Regions from separate parts of the Mus musculus genome. Here region 1 is linked to region 2. Evidence: chromatin loops called from intact Hi-C (ENCODE). Cell type or tissue: gastrocnemius. All regions are shown on one strand.

Region 1 (8,000 bases), 420 kb before region 2:
GTGATGTGTAGCTGCTAGAGGTAGCTTCTCTGTTAAAGGAGCATCTAGGTCATGATCCACAAGTCTGCCTCCTCCATTGCCACTACCCCCTAGGCATCAGTGGAGAAACCCTTTGTGGGAGGTCCCAGGAGACTCACAGCTTCTGCAGAGAACATCCCCAAGGAAGGAAGCATAGCACTGCAGATGTTAGAAATGTCTTCCTCCATCACAGGTGGGAGCTGAGTCAGGTGATAAACAGAAAAGAACAAGGAGCTCTGGATGAGCGGAGATGCCATTAGATCCTGTCTTAGACACTTGTCTGCTCTGAAAGCATATCCAAACTGGCTTAGCCTCTAGCCTTTGTTTGCTCATGTCTGAAATGGAAAAATAATATCTACCTTTGGAATTGTTGGAGGAGATGAATGGAAAGAACAAGAAGATAGTCCCAACCCCCTAGGCCCACCCTATTTTCTTAACTACTGTTCTCTCTCCCTCTTCAATGTATGTAACGCTTGTAAGAAGATGCGATTCTTTGTATTTCTAAAGTGTCCCTAAATCTCTCTCATTCCTGGTTTTCCAGACCATTCCTCACATCACATGATTGTGAGATCTTATGACCTACTTGCAGCTCAAAGAATAACTCTATCACTAAAAAGAAAAACATCAGTTTTCTGAGGGCAGGGCTGATGTGTGCCATTCACTGGTCTATTCCAGAAGCCAGCACAATGCCCATCACATACTGAGCAATCAGTATACATTCCCATGCAAGACTGGGGTCTGGGCACAATGACTCCGTGAATGCAGCCTCCAGTGCTCATCATTTTTAAAAAGGCTGCCATTCTCCTGGTTCACATCCATCTAATAGACAACAAGAGTCCCAGGACTCTTTCATACATGGGCTGCTATTGTACGGAACAGCCCATACCCAGTCTTTACTCAATTTTTAAACTGAAGGCAGGGCTTTGATTTATACCTCTTACATTTTATCTTGTTAGTTTCAGCCCATTGTTCTGGCCTGCCCAGACCTTTTTTGAATGTTCATTCTGTCATCTAGCATATTAGCTCGCCTATCTAGCGTTGCTTCATCTATCACTTGGCTAAGCACTCCTCTTATGCCTTCATGTATCAGGATAAAAAAGTCAAAGAAAACAGACATGTCATATGGATCTTTGGGGGAACAGGCAAGCTTTTTATGACCTAGCACAAGGGACATTCTAGTTGACATCCACTCATTAATCAACATATCTTGGGGATGATTTGCAACCAGTAAGGAACCCATCGGCTGATCTGTGATATTCCATTTTGCTCACAACAGTATTATGAGTCACTGTTGAGTCATTGTCTGAAATAAAACCTTTGCTAGACAAGTAACTATCATCCCTGGGGAAGCTTCCAAGGGCCAAGTCTGTGATCCACTGTCTCACTGAGGCCCAGTACACCAGCCCAGTAAGCTGCCTGGTAGAGAAACTTATAAGGAACAAGCCAGATTTCTGGAGTTGGACTCCCAATTGCCCATTGCTGGCTGGGATACTTTAGACTATGGTTTGTCAATGTATACCATTTGCTACCAACTACTTCAAAGTCTAATCGACTTCCTACCATAAGGATGTATTTCTTGTGTACATACAGCCTACTTCCGTGGAGCTGGCCTTCCGTAGAACAGTTTGGGAACCAAGGCTCCTGATATTTAAAGGCTTCTTCTCAGACACCTCCTCCAGGTCTACTTACCCACTCGGTGGAAACACAAAGAGAGTGGGCAGTCCCAAGGCAGACACACTTCTAATGTGTCCCTATGCCCATGGTCCTGTCAGATGACCAACCTCAATGCACAGAGGTCTGGGAAATGTAGGGCATATAGATGAATGGACATATTTGCTTCTGATTGTGGTGGCAGTTTCTCTCACTTTCCCATCTATGTCACTGGCATGATCATATCCCTGCTGTATAATGTCCATATTAGAGATAAGGATAGAGAGAGGGGGAGGCTGCTTTTCGGAACTGACTTGCATGATTATAAGGGCTGCAGGTTGTACATTTGTGTGTCAGGATAAAAAACTCCAGGAGTTCATGTTGCAGATTCGAGTCCAAGGGCAGTTTAGAGAATCATCTCCTATTGGGGGCCCTTCAATTGGTGGGGTTCAGCCACCCCTTGCTGTCAATCACAGTGAATGGTAAGCTCCTTTATGCCATGCTTTCTGATGTGCCCATCAGGTCTTTTTAAAAAGGACTGGCACAGCAAAACCTAGACTGATGTGTGACCAAACACATGTGAGAGCTGGCAGAGCCAACATGTACAATTAACCCCTGTGATGCTGTTGTGCAAACCACGCCTGAGAGCTCTGTGACCCTACCTTCTAGACCTGATACAGAAACAGACTCTTGATAAGAACTTGCAATGACCATCACCCCTCTTTATAAACGAAGAGCTTAGGACTCAAACAAATAGAGTAAATTGCCCAAAACCCCCTCTGCTAGAGACTCCACTGCCAATTTCTCTCCACATACTCCCCACAGCTCCTGGGGCCAATTAGTGATTAGGAATTGCTGCCTGTGGGCAGAATGTAGGAGAGGTGGGAGTTTGGACACAAGCTAGTCAGATGGCAGGCTCTAAGTGTTCCCTGTGAGTACATCATGTGTGCTTAGAAATACTTGCCAGTGATCAGATGCACCTATGAAATAACACCTGCAAAAGGAGAACTAGAGGGGGGTCTCATTCACTCACTGGAGGAGTCCCCGGGACAATGGCTTTTATTCCTGTGATCCAGTGTAGCCGCATATTCACAAGCATTAGCCTGATTACTGTGAGGCAGTTCTGAAGATTCTCAGTAGCAAGCCTGGACTTGCTCACAAAGGTTCACCCTGCCAGTTGCAGGAGGGAGAGCACCTTTAACACCGGTCAAGAGTTGACTTGGTCAGAAAATAGCAAAGGTGAGCCTGAGACCTTGGACACTCGTAGGAAGTAGGCTTCTTGATGTCCTACAAACTCACCAGTCACTACATTGCAAGACCCTGCCAGACACAGTACTGTGTGACTGGTGGTATACAGAAATCTTACCTTGCACAAGCAGGTGAGAAGCCTGGAGCACAGAGTACTACCTGTGACAAGAAGTCCAATGTACTGGCTGGTTTTATGTTAACTTGATGCAAGCAAGAGTCACCAGAGGGGAAGGAGCCTCAATTAAGAATATGCCTCCATGAGATATAGCTGCAAGGATTTTTTTCAATTAATGATCAGTGAGGGAGGGCACAGACCATTGTGGGTGATGCCAGCTCTGTGCTAGTGTCCTGGGTTCTATAAGAAAGCAGACTGAGCAAGCCAGGAAAAGCAAGCCAGTAAGTAGCATCCCTCCATGGCCTCAGCATCAGTTCCTACTTCTAGGTTCCTGCCCCGCTTGAGTTGCTGTCCTGACTTCCCTTGGAGATGAACAGCAATGTGGAAGTGTAAGCTGAATAAACCCTTTCCTCCCCAACTTGCTTTTTGGTCATGGTGTTTTATTGCAGCAATAGAAACCCTGACTAAGACACCCAGGCACGTGCGGCTTCCTGCTGTCTGTCTGCTGTCTGCACAGATGCTGTGCTATCTTGCTGAGCCCTCTACCAAGCTAAGCCATTTACACCATCTCAAGATGCTTCCTGCAGACGAGCAAAGCACTGGTAGAAATTCAGAGTTCCAGATCTGGCTGTGAAACCACCAGTAACAAGGCAGTCCTTGACTAATCCTGACTTAGCCAGCGTCTACAGCATGGGTCCACCAAGCCGCACACGCCCCCTCGTCGATGTGACTTTGAAAGCATGAAGCGTCATCGACTGAATAGCACCATCACTGGCTTCCCTACTGTCAGGAAGGAGACTCAAGACAGCCCCATCCAGCAGGCCTCTCACTCCACATTCCAGCTGGCACAGACCTTGGCAGCGATAACCACATATGCCACTTCCTCGGTGCTGCCTGGCTGTGGCCATGGCAGCTCAGGCTGGGAATGCTGGTCCCATCTGGCTACTGCCTGATCACCAGGCGCTTCAGCCAAAAGAAGGGAATGTGAACATGTGAACAAAAAAGCTTCAGCACACTACACAGGAAAAAAAAATCAAGAGCTTTCCTGAAACATGCCCACACATAGGTGTCCCCTAATATCACAAAGTGAAGTGGCCAATACTGTCGAAGACAAGGCCATTGACATAGAGAATGACCTTTGATTGTCCGAGTTGATCCATCCTCATCATCAGAGGCCTTAAAACCGTTCCTAGCTAGATTATGGAGAAGTGACCATAGAAGGGAGGGAGGACATGATGTCATGTTTACAATGAAAATGGAGGAGGGGCCATGAGTCAATGATGGTGATCTCTGGGAGCTAGAAAATAAAAACAAAAAAGCCACCCTTCCTGGAGGCCTCAGAGATGAGCACAGCCCTATCCACATGCTATTCAGTACATGGCGGGACTCATGAGGCCTCTCACTTAAGAACTATATGCTAATAAATCTATGTTGTTTTGAGCCAGGAGTATGTGGCCATTTTCTACAGCAGCTATAGGAGACGAACACACAGGTCAAGAAGATATAATCCAGAACAAAGCTGGAGATTCAAGTGGAAAATGAAAGACCCCAAACTAGACCCTAGACTATTCATTTTATTCTCCTCCTGACTGTAGTCACCATCGAAGGCCTGAGGATAAGTAAAGGGCCAGTGGGAGCAGGGCATGATGGGAGAGGGGTGCGTTGTGTGTGTGAAATGTGCAGAGGATTTCCAATACCTTTCCTACATCTGTCCCCATTCTGAGAATGGAGAACGATCCTCCTCCTGTGCTACAGACTTCCCTCCTGCTGGTAACCACCAAAGGCCATCGATCACAGGGCCCATCCTGGGTGCCTCCACCTCTCTTCAGCAAGAGCCAACAGCCATCCATTCTCAGCTCCTCGTCATCTCTTTAGAGAGATGAACGCCATCGTTAGGAGCCTTTCATTATCGGCGGCTTGCACGCAGCTGATGTTGATTTGATAGAATCCAATTTAGCATCCTTCTCTGGGCTCTGCTCCATAGCCATTTGGGTTTAGCATGTACAGGCAGTTTGATGCTGTCTTGATGGCCTTTTAAGCGGCTGAGAAAATTGCTGGCATGGCAATTTAGTGGCAGGCAGCTCCTGGTGGGTGGGCATGGAGAAATGGGGAAGGAGCAAGAGACCAAGGGGACACTTTGGCCCATATCTGTAAAAGGCAGTTAAGTGATTGGGGTGGGGGAGGGGGTCATACATTAAAGGAGAGAGAGAGAGAGAGAGAGAGAGAGAGAGAGAGAGAGAGAGAGAGAGAGAGATATCAACCCCTTAGAAGGCTTGGTCTAGCTAGACTATGATGTGCCTCCTGGTGGGCCCAGCACTGACCAACCCCCAAACAGGAGCCCATATGAAGGACAGATCACCATTCCCAGCATGATTTCTCGAGGGCAGCTGACAAACGGTTAATCCCCAAATCTCCAAGTATCCAACTTGGGGTAATCACCCATGCACCTGATGTAAATATTCCCACTGCCAATTCTAAGCCACCAACGAGAAGTCAACGATTGCAAGATTGAGGGAAGATGGCCTCCATGCGTTCATTCGGTGGGCTAAGTTGCTAGCTTCACCTCACTGGTTCTGTTGGAGCTGATTCTGAATCTGTGCCCATTTTACAAACTTCTTACAAATTAAGCCTAAGAGAAGTCCTACTCTAGCCACAAATCAATGGCTCGAGCCTTTGGCCCAACCACGGGCTGCAGATGCCAGGAATACTATGCCTCCTCCTTGCTTGGACCTGCTTTTCTGACCCATCCCCTCACCTCCTGGGCTACCTTCCAAATAAATACCTGCCCTTGCTCCTTGACTGAGGCTCTGCCTATAAACATTCTAGGTATGTCATTGTTAGCCCCATTTTACAGATGTGGACAATGAGGTCATGTGTCTGCATAACTAGGGGATAGTAGGTCCATCAGGGATGCCCAAAATCTGCCCATGTTCACTGAGGTTGCTGGCATCCCACCCCCACAACCCTCACACCTCCCAAAGCATGTCTGAGACCTGGAATGTCATCTGACTCAAGAAAAACCTCTCCCTGTGACCACAAGAAAACTGAACTGAGTCCCTTTCTCGTTCTTCCCCCTTGTATTGTTCTCTTTGAAAATGGCTACACTCAAAGTTTCACCTCATTTTCATTTTTGTCAACATACACCCTACACACACACCCTACACACCCCCTACACACACACACACACACACACACACACACACACACACACACACACATACTGCATATATAATATATCAGTTGGGTTTTCACAATCTAAAAGCCCCCAGATCTGAACTTTCTGAATACTGATATGATACACAGAAAGTCCAGGCCTTGGGAGCACTGGGATTCGGGGTTTAGGATTAGATTTGCTCCAGTAGCAAGGAGTCCACACACAGACACCATTGTCATCATTTAATAAACTCAGGGACATGTTCTAATGAGTGTGTCTTTGATAATTTCAGTGTTGTGTGGGTGTCACAGAGTGTCCTTACACAATGAAGAACACCCGAGACATCACTAGTTGATTTTTCAACTCCACTCTAATCTCTGAGACTGCCCTTCTATTGGTGAAACAATAGATATATAGGTATATAGCCAAAATAAAGCCACTCTGGATAAGAGGGTACACTTTGGATCATGGAGACTGTACTCTTATGTAGATATATGTGTGAATATAAATACATGTATTGTGTGTGTGTGTGTGTGTGTGTGTGTTTCACATTTTAGTTAAAAAGTTGGCAAGAAACACTTGCAGTATTTGTTCCTGGGTGGTGGCAAATAATATTTTTATTTTTGTGTGCTTTTTTTTTGTCTTGTTCAATCTTTCTCAGAAAAAGATACTGTGATGCAACATGCAAATGTGTTGTTCTCTTTTTAAAAGGGAAAGCTCAAACCTCTCTGAAAGAATTCATCGCTGACCTAAACACTGACCGTTAATCACCAGGGCCCTCAGCAGCGCTGGACTGACTTGGCTGATGGCTGCCTGCTCTATCATCACCCAGGAAATCCAGACAGTGGAGATGGAGCGCAGACAGACCAGGTGAAACTGAAAGGCCAACTTACAAATCAGACACGCTTTCATCCCTGGCACAGAGCTGCGTGGGGGATGGGAGAGGAGCCCTGGGAGCCCTGCCGTGTGCAGTGTGTATATGGTGATATAGTCATGGTGACTTGAGCATGGAAAGAGAGCTCTGGAAGGACTTGGTAAGTGTTCAGCCTTTACAGAACTACAGCATGTACACCAACACACTGGTGGGAGATAAAGCACACTTGACCCAAGTTAACCAGTTCCCTCTCTTCGTTTACACATAGGAGTTTAGCATTCCCACACTAACCCTGGCCATCAGACCCACAACTCCCAGAACCTGGACTGCCTGTCTTGCTGTGATTGCTTCCCTCTCCTAACCCCTCACCCCATCTCTAACCCCATCTCCTAACCCCACCCAACGGCTAGCATAATTCAGTAAGTAAACCCAACCAACATCCTACCTCAGATAAAAGTTGCTGTTGTCTGAGTGTTAACAAGTCAGAGCACCAAGTTTTTATTGCTACCTTTCCAGCTCCCCCCACCCCTGCCCCCGACCTTTGGGCAGTCAGCTATTTACTTTGTGATTCAATTTCCCCAAAAGAGAAAGAGTTTATTTCAAGAGAAAAACCAAGAAGAGAAACACATCACCTATTAGGAATGTATATCTATCAATTCTACTAAGATTACATTTTTTTCCTTGGGATAAGGAAATAAATGGAGTACATAAATTATTCCTGCTCTCAGCCCCTCCCACCACACATCTAAGGGGTCAGACAGGCAGGTCCATGGGGCACTAAGATGACTAAGGCAGTGGGGGGCTGGGGTGATCCTGGAGTTGGGTGTGGCTCTTTCTACTTATCTTCAATGGCTTCTCCCTAGGGACATTGTGGTCTTAATGGAGGCTGCATTAGCTGAGCTGGTGATTCAATTAGTTCTAAATGCTCCTGGACTGAGAAG
Region 2 (8,000 bases):
ACCTGCCATGGTCCTCAAACTCCAGATTTTAGGCTGGTGAGTGTGGTATTGGGAGGCAGAGAAATTGACTTTCATGGCTAAGCTGCTGATCACACACCATCAGGGTATACTCCAAAGGGTGTGCTGGGTGGATGATATCACCCCACCTTCTGTATTGATGCCTGACACACCATCACTGTGGCCAAATAGCTGACAAAAAACAACCAGAGGAAGTAAGGGTTGTAAGTCCAGAGGAATACAGTCCCCTATGATAGAGAAGATATGGCAGTGGGAGCAGCTTTCAGCTTGATCCATGATCCTACTAAGAAAAAAAAAATAGATCTAACTTTTTCCTTCCTCCTTTTTCATTCAGTCCAAGACTTGGGGTTACCAACATTCAGGTCTTTTGCCCTCAGTTCATCCTGTCTAATTAGAAATAATCAGATTCACCCAAAGGTGTGTTTCATTAATACCCTAGACACTTTCTAATCCAATCAAACTCCACCATCAAATACATCTTTTTTTTTTTTTGATAAGTGTGCTCCAGCGAATTCAAGCTCCTTTCAATCCTTTTTGTTAACTTTGAATTTATTTACATATAGTATGAGTCTTCACTGAAATTTGAAAATGTAGTTTGGCTTTGTTTCTAAGTCAGGTCATTTTGACAGTTAGCACTCTTATCTGTAGCTGACAAAGCACAGGCCTGAAGCACCTGGAGGAAGAATGAAGACACCTTCACATCTGTTACCACCACGTTATAGCTTGGGACCCTCCAGCTTTCTGATGTCGTCAAATCTTCTCAGGTAGGATGGGGTTGATCAGTCCTTGCATTAACTCTCCCCCTCCCCAATTATAGTGCAAGTTACAGACAGGCTTCCTTTCTGAAGGGAAAGAGAAGCTGAAATTAATGATATCTTGAAATATTTTTAAATTCCATGTGCTTAAGAAAGTATAGTTTAGTTAATTCACAAGTAAGTAAGAAAGAAGCTTGCAGTCTCACCCCCAAACACTGATTCTTCTGTTGATTTTAATAAGAACCCAAGAAAAGCCCCTTGACATCTGTCTGCCTTAGAGCCTTTTTATCTGTTGGGGACAAATAGGGATATCAAACTGGCTTGTGTGATGGGGGTGGGGGGGCACTCTTTTTTAGATTGTCAGATTTTCAGAACTGGAGATCGTGTAAGAAAGATGCAGCACTTGGCACACAAGACATATCGCTTACTGCAGATTCCAAACACAGCAATGACGGGGAAGTCTTTCAAGTGTCAGATCTGCAACTGCGGGTTTAACTGCTGCCTTGGATCTATGCTTTTCTCTAAGAAAAGCAAATTCACCTGCCCTTCAATGTCTAGTACAAGCAGGAAAATGAAGGGGCTTGTTACAAAACTGGAGGGTTTTGGTTGTTTTTTAAAAAAAAATCTTTTCTCCAAATGGCAGAAAATTGGCACAAACACCCATAATTTCCATAAAGAAAGTGATGGCGTTGGAGGTAGAGGGATGGAGTGGCAAAAGGCAAGGCAGAAGCTGCACTACTCAGGGATGCACTCCAGCTTCCCGACAGGGTACAACAAGGACCTCACTCCTGATCCCTCAGAAGCAGAATGGCCAATATCTGACTTATCTATCACTCTGCTGCTGTGAGGATGTATTTGAGCAAAATAATCTTCCCATGACATATTCACCTCGCCTAAACAAAGCGAGTGATGGGCAGTGAATTCCGGATGTCGGTGGTTCCCTGATGCTCTTACTTCTCTCTGCATTTGCTTCACCTTTGATGGCCCAGGGTATGGACAGCATCCTGAGATGGCTCACTGCTCTTCTCTCTTCCCCATTTGTCTTAGTCAGGGTTTCTATTCCTGCACAAACATCATGACCAAGAGGCAAATTGGAGAGGAAAGGGTTTATTCAGCTTACATTTCCACATTGCTGTTCATCACTGAAAGAAGTCAGGACTGGAACTCAAGTAGGTCAGGGAGCAGGAGCTGATGCAGAGGCCATGGAGGGATGTTCTTTACTGGCTTGCTTCCCCTGGCTTGCTCAGCCTGCTCTCTTATAGAACCAAGACTACCAGCCCAGAGATGGTCCCACCCACAACGGGCCTTTCCCCCTTGATCACTAATTGAGAAAATGCCTTACAGTTGGATCTCATGGAGGCATTTCCTCAACTGAAGCTCCTTTCTCTGTGATAACTCCAGCTGTGCCAAGTTGACACACAAAACCAGCCAGTATACCCTTCTTTTCCTCCTTTCCATGTTTATTTCTCCCTGCAATTAAAACGGTTTTCTCTCAGGGTGAGATATATGGCATATATTTAAAAGCAGTAGAATCTTATTTTCTCTCCAGATGTTGCATAAGTACCAAATACAATCAGAGTTGTCGACTTGGAACTATGATAAGGGCCTTTCTAAGGGTCCCAGGAAAGAGACGAGAGTATAACGTGAAGATTCTTACCATCTGCCACACAAGCACGTTAATAACTTTCTCTGTCTTGAAACAATGTGGCTGGCTCAGAAGTGTCCCACACTGCCACTGCTATCTCTTGTCCTCTGCCTTCTCATCCCTCTCCACGTCTTTCTTTATTTCTCATATTTTTCTGTTCTTATCCTCTTCCCCTTCCTCCCATCATCTTCCCCTCCTCCCCCTGCATCCCTTTTCCTCTATTTCTTCTTTACTCCTCCTCCGGTCCTCTCCTCTTCCTCTCTCCATCGCTTACTTCTGTTTCTATCCCTCTCCTCTTTTCCTGTCCACCACGTCTTCTTCTCTTCATGCTCCTTTCCTCATTCAATTTTCATTTTCAAGGAAAAATTCCTGGTCATGGACTGACCAGCAAAGATGTGGGAAGATGCCATAGATCCTGAACCCAATTCAGTCCATAGAGTCCAAGGAGACACGTTCTACCTGCCAAGCAGCACTAAGTGTACACTCACCAATTGTAAGCAAGCCAAGGCCTCGGGGGTGGGTAATCAAGCAACGTCATGGCAGTGATTTAACACTTGGAAAGTCTTTTGCATTAGAGAGAAGAAATGACAGAAAGAATAGTAACTCCATCATATCTACACAATGTTTTCTTAAAAGCTTGAAGCAAGGTAATTATTATCACACATGTATGAGTTAAAAGGGGCAGCGTTTTCTAGTCTGAAAAGATATATATGGTTTACTAAGTCAACCAGGACAAGGCAGGCTAAGTCCAGTTGGTATCAAGGCTTTCCAAATACAGGGCTGTGTTCCATCCAGAGCACGAAACACAAGGATCCCCCAGGGGACGTTCAGCCGGCAGGAATCTGAGCAGCCAGCAGCAGGAGAAGTCAGTACAGCAGAATGAATCACAGCCTGGGGCCAAAACTTAACTCAGTCCTAGCTCAGCTGCTTTGACAGCTCTTCAGCAGAGGATAGCAGGCATCGCGCTACCACTCTAGGACCAGGATTTCAGCACAGCAGCGGTGGACAGTTCCCTACACACTTCTCTGGCTTCTGTTCAACATCCCTCAGAAGGGACTCGGAAGCCGCCTGCAGGTGAGACCTGGAAATACAGAGGCCGTAATAAGCTCAGCCATTCATAAGTGAGTCAAGGCCTCAGCAGGAACAGAGAGCAACCCCCAAGACTTGCTTCACTCTTTCTCAGAGAAGCTCAAGGAGTAAGGACCAGCCACCCACAGCAGTCTCCAGTCATTAAAACAAAACATTCCTTAGCTATTTATTGGTTTTCCTCCCTACCTTCCATTCCTGGTTTCCCAGATACGTTCCCCCCCCACCACCACCACCACCACCAAATCACTCCCTGGATTCAAGTTAATCTCCAGATTTGTTTTTAATGCAATTCAAGCCTAACCCAGTCTCTTCTCCTTCGCTTCTCCACATCTCTCACTCATTTGATGGGTCTGTTGAGTCATACAGAATATTAGACACTACCAGCCCCACCTTCAATTGCTTTCAAGAGACACCCCCCCCCCATGGCTCATTCAATGTCCTTGTAACAGCAGTAAAATTTGCTAATGACTGGTTCATGTCTCTGTTGTCTGCATCTCCACATTGAGGATGCTCTGAGCTGGCCTTATTACTGCCCAGCATTTTAAATAGCTCCCCCTGTCTGTACCCTTAGACCATCATTGGCCAACTTGTTCTTTTTTGAGCTAGACAGTCACTAGTCAGGCTTTGCAGCCATGACTCGTCTATGGTATACTGTAGTAAACATGGGTGATATAGAAATGTATGATTAAGGCTGTGTTCCACCAAGGCTTTAACAATGGATTGGACTCTGAAATTCATCCCATTTACACGGACCACAGAATACTCTTTTGCATCAATTCAGTGATTAAATAACTGTTTCGGATGTAAAGGAATAATCAGGGTAGATTGCTGGGTCTTGACCTAAATCTTGAGCTCTCCAAACAAAGAATGCTTTCTCCAAGCATCTCACTGTCATTGCTGGGCATGGTGCCCAGCACACAGAGCATTCTTAGCACAGAATAGGTGGCTAAGCAAGAGGAGCAAAGGGTACTCCCTACTTGCTTCCAGAAAGGCACTCACCTGCTGAGCCTCACAGTCATCTCTCCATGAAGTGTCATGAAGACAGGCTCTTCCTACATGTAGTGTCCCTCTGCCTGCTTGAGTATCTCTCTCTGTGCCCCAGTCTCTCTGATAAGCACTTGATTTGTGGGTCTGAGTTCACGGCCAGTAGCATAAAACCGCCCTCTTCCCAGCCTGGTTTCTAGAATTCTTCAGGAAACATTTGGCAATGGTTAGCCATCTGAATTTGTGTGTGGAGAACAGGATTATGGGTAACAGGTGTTTCTGCTGATTCTGCCAGAAGAAGACTGTTCCAACCAGCTGAAACTTGAAAGCGTTGTTATTGAAATCATTCACACACACACACACACACACACACACACACACACACACTCCAGGGGAAAATAATGCATGGTTACAATCTGATCAAGCAATATTCCTAGCTGCTGTTCTATAAGCTTCGAGGACATTCCCTTAGATGACTTCCCCATTGATTTCATCCACACTGAAAGGATAACCATCTGCAGACTCAGCCTAAAGGATTTATCACTTCCTGGTTCTGGTGCTAAAACAACTGCCCACCACTGATAAGATCAGGAGACTGGTTTAACAAATTGAACTTTAATATGATTTTCCTAAGAAAATTTATCATCCCCAGATACCCCATGGCATGCTGAAACAGCCTCTGCAGGAGATGAAGGGATAAGAAAGCCCCGTAACAGCATGGCCTTTGGGCTCAGCGATGCTCTGATCCATGCATTAAGATTGTATGGGTACATGTGTGCCCCTGTGGGAGCTCCCAGGGAAGTGTGGTGACTTGGGAAGAGAAGTGTGACCCACACACATCAATGACCATTTCAGGGAAGGACTGAACAGAAAGGAGCCCTTGAGTCCCCTGCTCCCTGTCTGAGTCTTCTGTCACACCCGTGGGTAATCTGGTACCCCAGAACCAAGCCACTGGGCCTTTGTCACCCTCCCACCATGGAAACTTGTTTCCAGAGAGAACATCGGATGAAATACTCATGCTGAATGCTGCAGCCTGGAATAATCATAATGTAAAGTACTGACTGTTGGACTCTTCCTGTCAGAATGCCAGTCCAGGCAGGCCAGGATGTGTACCTGTCATGACGTGTTACAGTTTTCTTAAAATAGCCAATGAGTAAGTGACACACATTTAGTTACAGAAACACTGCCATAGAACACACTACAGAGCACATAGAGAGGGAATAAAAAGCTCAGATAAACCTTTGCAGAAGGCCTGATGCACATTGGCCCACACATACCCTGATGATTGTACTTGCAGACATGCTTGTTTTAACAAATACAGTATTTTTAAAGTGCCTAGAAGAGTGTTCATAGGAACAAGATATGATTTTTTTTGTCATTTTCTTAACCAAGCAAACATAAATAAAACAAATGAAAAGCTGACAAACTTTCATAGATGGCGAGGAGAAGGGAGAGAAGGAAGTCCGACTCAGGAAGGGAGAGAGGGATGTCTGTCTGTCCCAGCATCCCTCTCCTGTCTGAGGAGCACCCACATTTTCCCTTTACTCTCTCAGTTCTTCCAAATTGGGGGTGTTTTTTTTCAATTTAAGCTCATAACTGCTGTTTATTGGCAGCAAGATCTCTCAGTCCCAGAGTGCTAGGGTTGGGAAGGGCCACAGCCCCGTGCACTTTGGGAATCCCTGAGCTACTGCTGCTATATTTTAACAGATTTCAGCTAAACAAATGCCTCTCTGAAGGCATCACCTGGAGACACTGAATGAGACAAAGTTAATCCCTCCAGTCTCACTGACTACATAAACATCTCCCACGGAAGATCAGGTCACGGAAGATCGGGTCACCTTGGTGTTGACTCCCTTCCTCAGATGGCCACTGTTGATGACCCAGATATAAAACAATAAGAAAGACGAAGGCCATGGCTTCAAAGTGTGAGCCTGTTTTGTGCTTCTCATTGTAATGAAGAGCTGTTTTGTCATCACCTAAGCAGCCTCATCCTAGAAAAGGGTTGGTGTCTTCCTGCCCCTGTTTTGTTAGGGAGGGACTTTTCTGTCTTTTCCAACCTGCAACTGACAAAGCAGAGACTCAGATCCAGGCCTGTCTCGGTCACACATTCCCTGTATGAGGCATTGTGCTGAAGGGTTTGCATGTTGTCTCTAAGTCTTGCCACAGATGGGAAGGGGCATTGGTATCCCTTTTTTTCTAGTTGGGACTGGTGCAAGGTTAGAACTCTTAGTGATGGAGCTGCTATTTAAAGTGGGGATGTTCTGGCTCTTGCAGCGTGCCTTCTTGCTGTTCCGGAATTGTGGGTCCTTTTCATTTTCTCCTTTAATTTTTAAAATATTTTTTCAGATTTTTCTAAAATAAGCATGTATAACACTAAAATGTTGTCTTTTATAGCCTTTTAATTACAAAAGGAACACACGGAATGAGGGCTTACTATGAAACATGGAACACTGTGGATATTGAATTACTGCTATAATGGGTAGAAGAGATTATAAAATGGTGTTATTGCATATTTAGCTTTACTTTTATTTCTGCTATTGCTAGCAATTCTTTCAGAGTGAGGTGAGGTAAGTCTGGGTCAAGACTCCTCTTTTTCACACAAAGATCCTGGCAAAGAGTGCAAATGGTGGCCATCGTTAGCCTGCACTGAGAGATCAGTAGCCCTCCCTCTCCGTCTGCTCCCGCCAAGTCCACAGAACTGGGGCAGTTAGTGAGGGTTCCAAGAATGCCCCCGAGAGGCAAGCTTCTCTTGACTCTCTTACACAAGCATGGTAGCCTATAGGTTAGTGAGCACTCAGAGCTGTAGGGGCAGAGCAAAGGCGGAAGTGAGTGCTGGCTGCCACATTTTAAAGGTTGTTTTAGTTACTTTTCTTACTGAGATAAAACACTTGAACAGTTTGGAAGTACAGCCCATCACTTCAAGCAAGAGGTTACGGCAGGATTGTGAGGCAGCTGTCAAACTGCATCTAGAGGCAGTGAGCTAAATACTGGTGTTCGGCTTCATTTCTCCTTTTTATCTTGTCTGGGACCCCAGTTCATTGATGGTACCACCCATGTTCAGAGTAAGCCTTCTTTCTTCAATTAAATCTTCTTGAATCACTCTCATAGACTCAGGCAGAAGTTGTTTCAGCAGTGATTCCAAATCCAATAACAAAGATTATAACCATCGCAAAGACCCTGAGGTCCTGAACTGGACCAGAGCTGACACAGAAGGCATGAGCAAGTGGAGAAGCTGGAATGACTTTAATGAAAGTTCTGCTCACAAATATATGGAAAGTGTTAAAATAAATCAGCAAAGCATGATGGGATAGCCAAGTACCCATGGTAGTGATAGTTAGCAGCCTAGGCCCTGTGAAGCAAGGGCAGAGAATAGTTATAGAAAGCCTGGGGGAGGGGGAGAATAGGGAAAGAGAGGAAGGGAGGGAAAGAATGAATGAGAGGGAGAGAATGACAGAGAGGGAAGGAGGGAGGGGGAAAGAGAATGAGTAAGTGAGAGAATGAGAAAGGAA

The links. A loop is a pair of places that touch in the nucleus more often than their neighbours do. Peaks named below come from ENCODE experiments on the same cell type or tissue, not always from the same donor. Only the 100,000 strongest peaks of a DNase experiment are listed, where the experiment ranks them.
Region 1: a loop joins it to region 2, with 1.9 times the contacts of the local background. A loop is called at or near these places in 2 of 42 quality-filtered maps.

Annotation. Positions count from the first base shown.
Region 1 is chr6:32,698,677-32,706,676 of GRCm38, forward strand. No RefSeq gene overlaps it. Among named protein-coding and RNA genes, the nearest start is that of Gm32007, 45 kb to the left of the region's middle. In gastrocnemius, no CTCF peak of the experiment used is centred here; DNase peaks (open chromatin) are centred at 3,905 and 5,057.
Region 2 is chr6:33,123,338-33,131,337 of GRCm38, forward strand. No RefSeq gene overlaps it. Among named protein-coding and RNA genes, the nearest start is that of Gm22321, 39 kb to the left of the region's middle. In gastrocnemius, a CTCF peak has its summit at 3,493; DNase peaks (open chromatin) are centred at 3,453 and 4,424.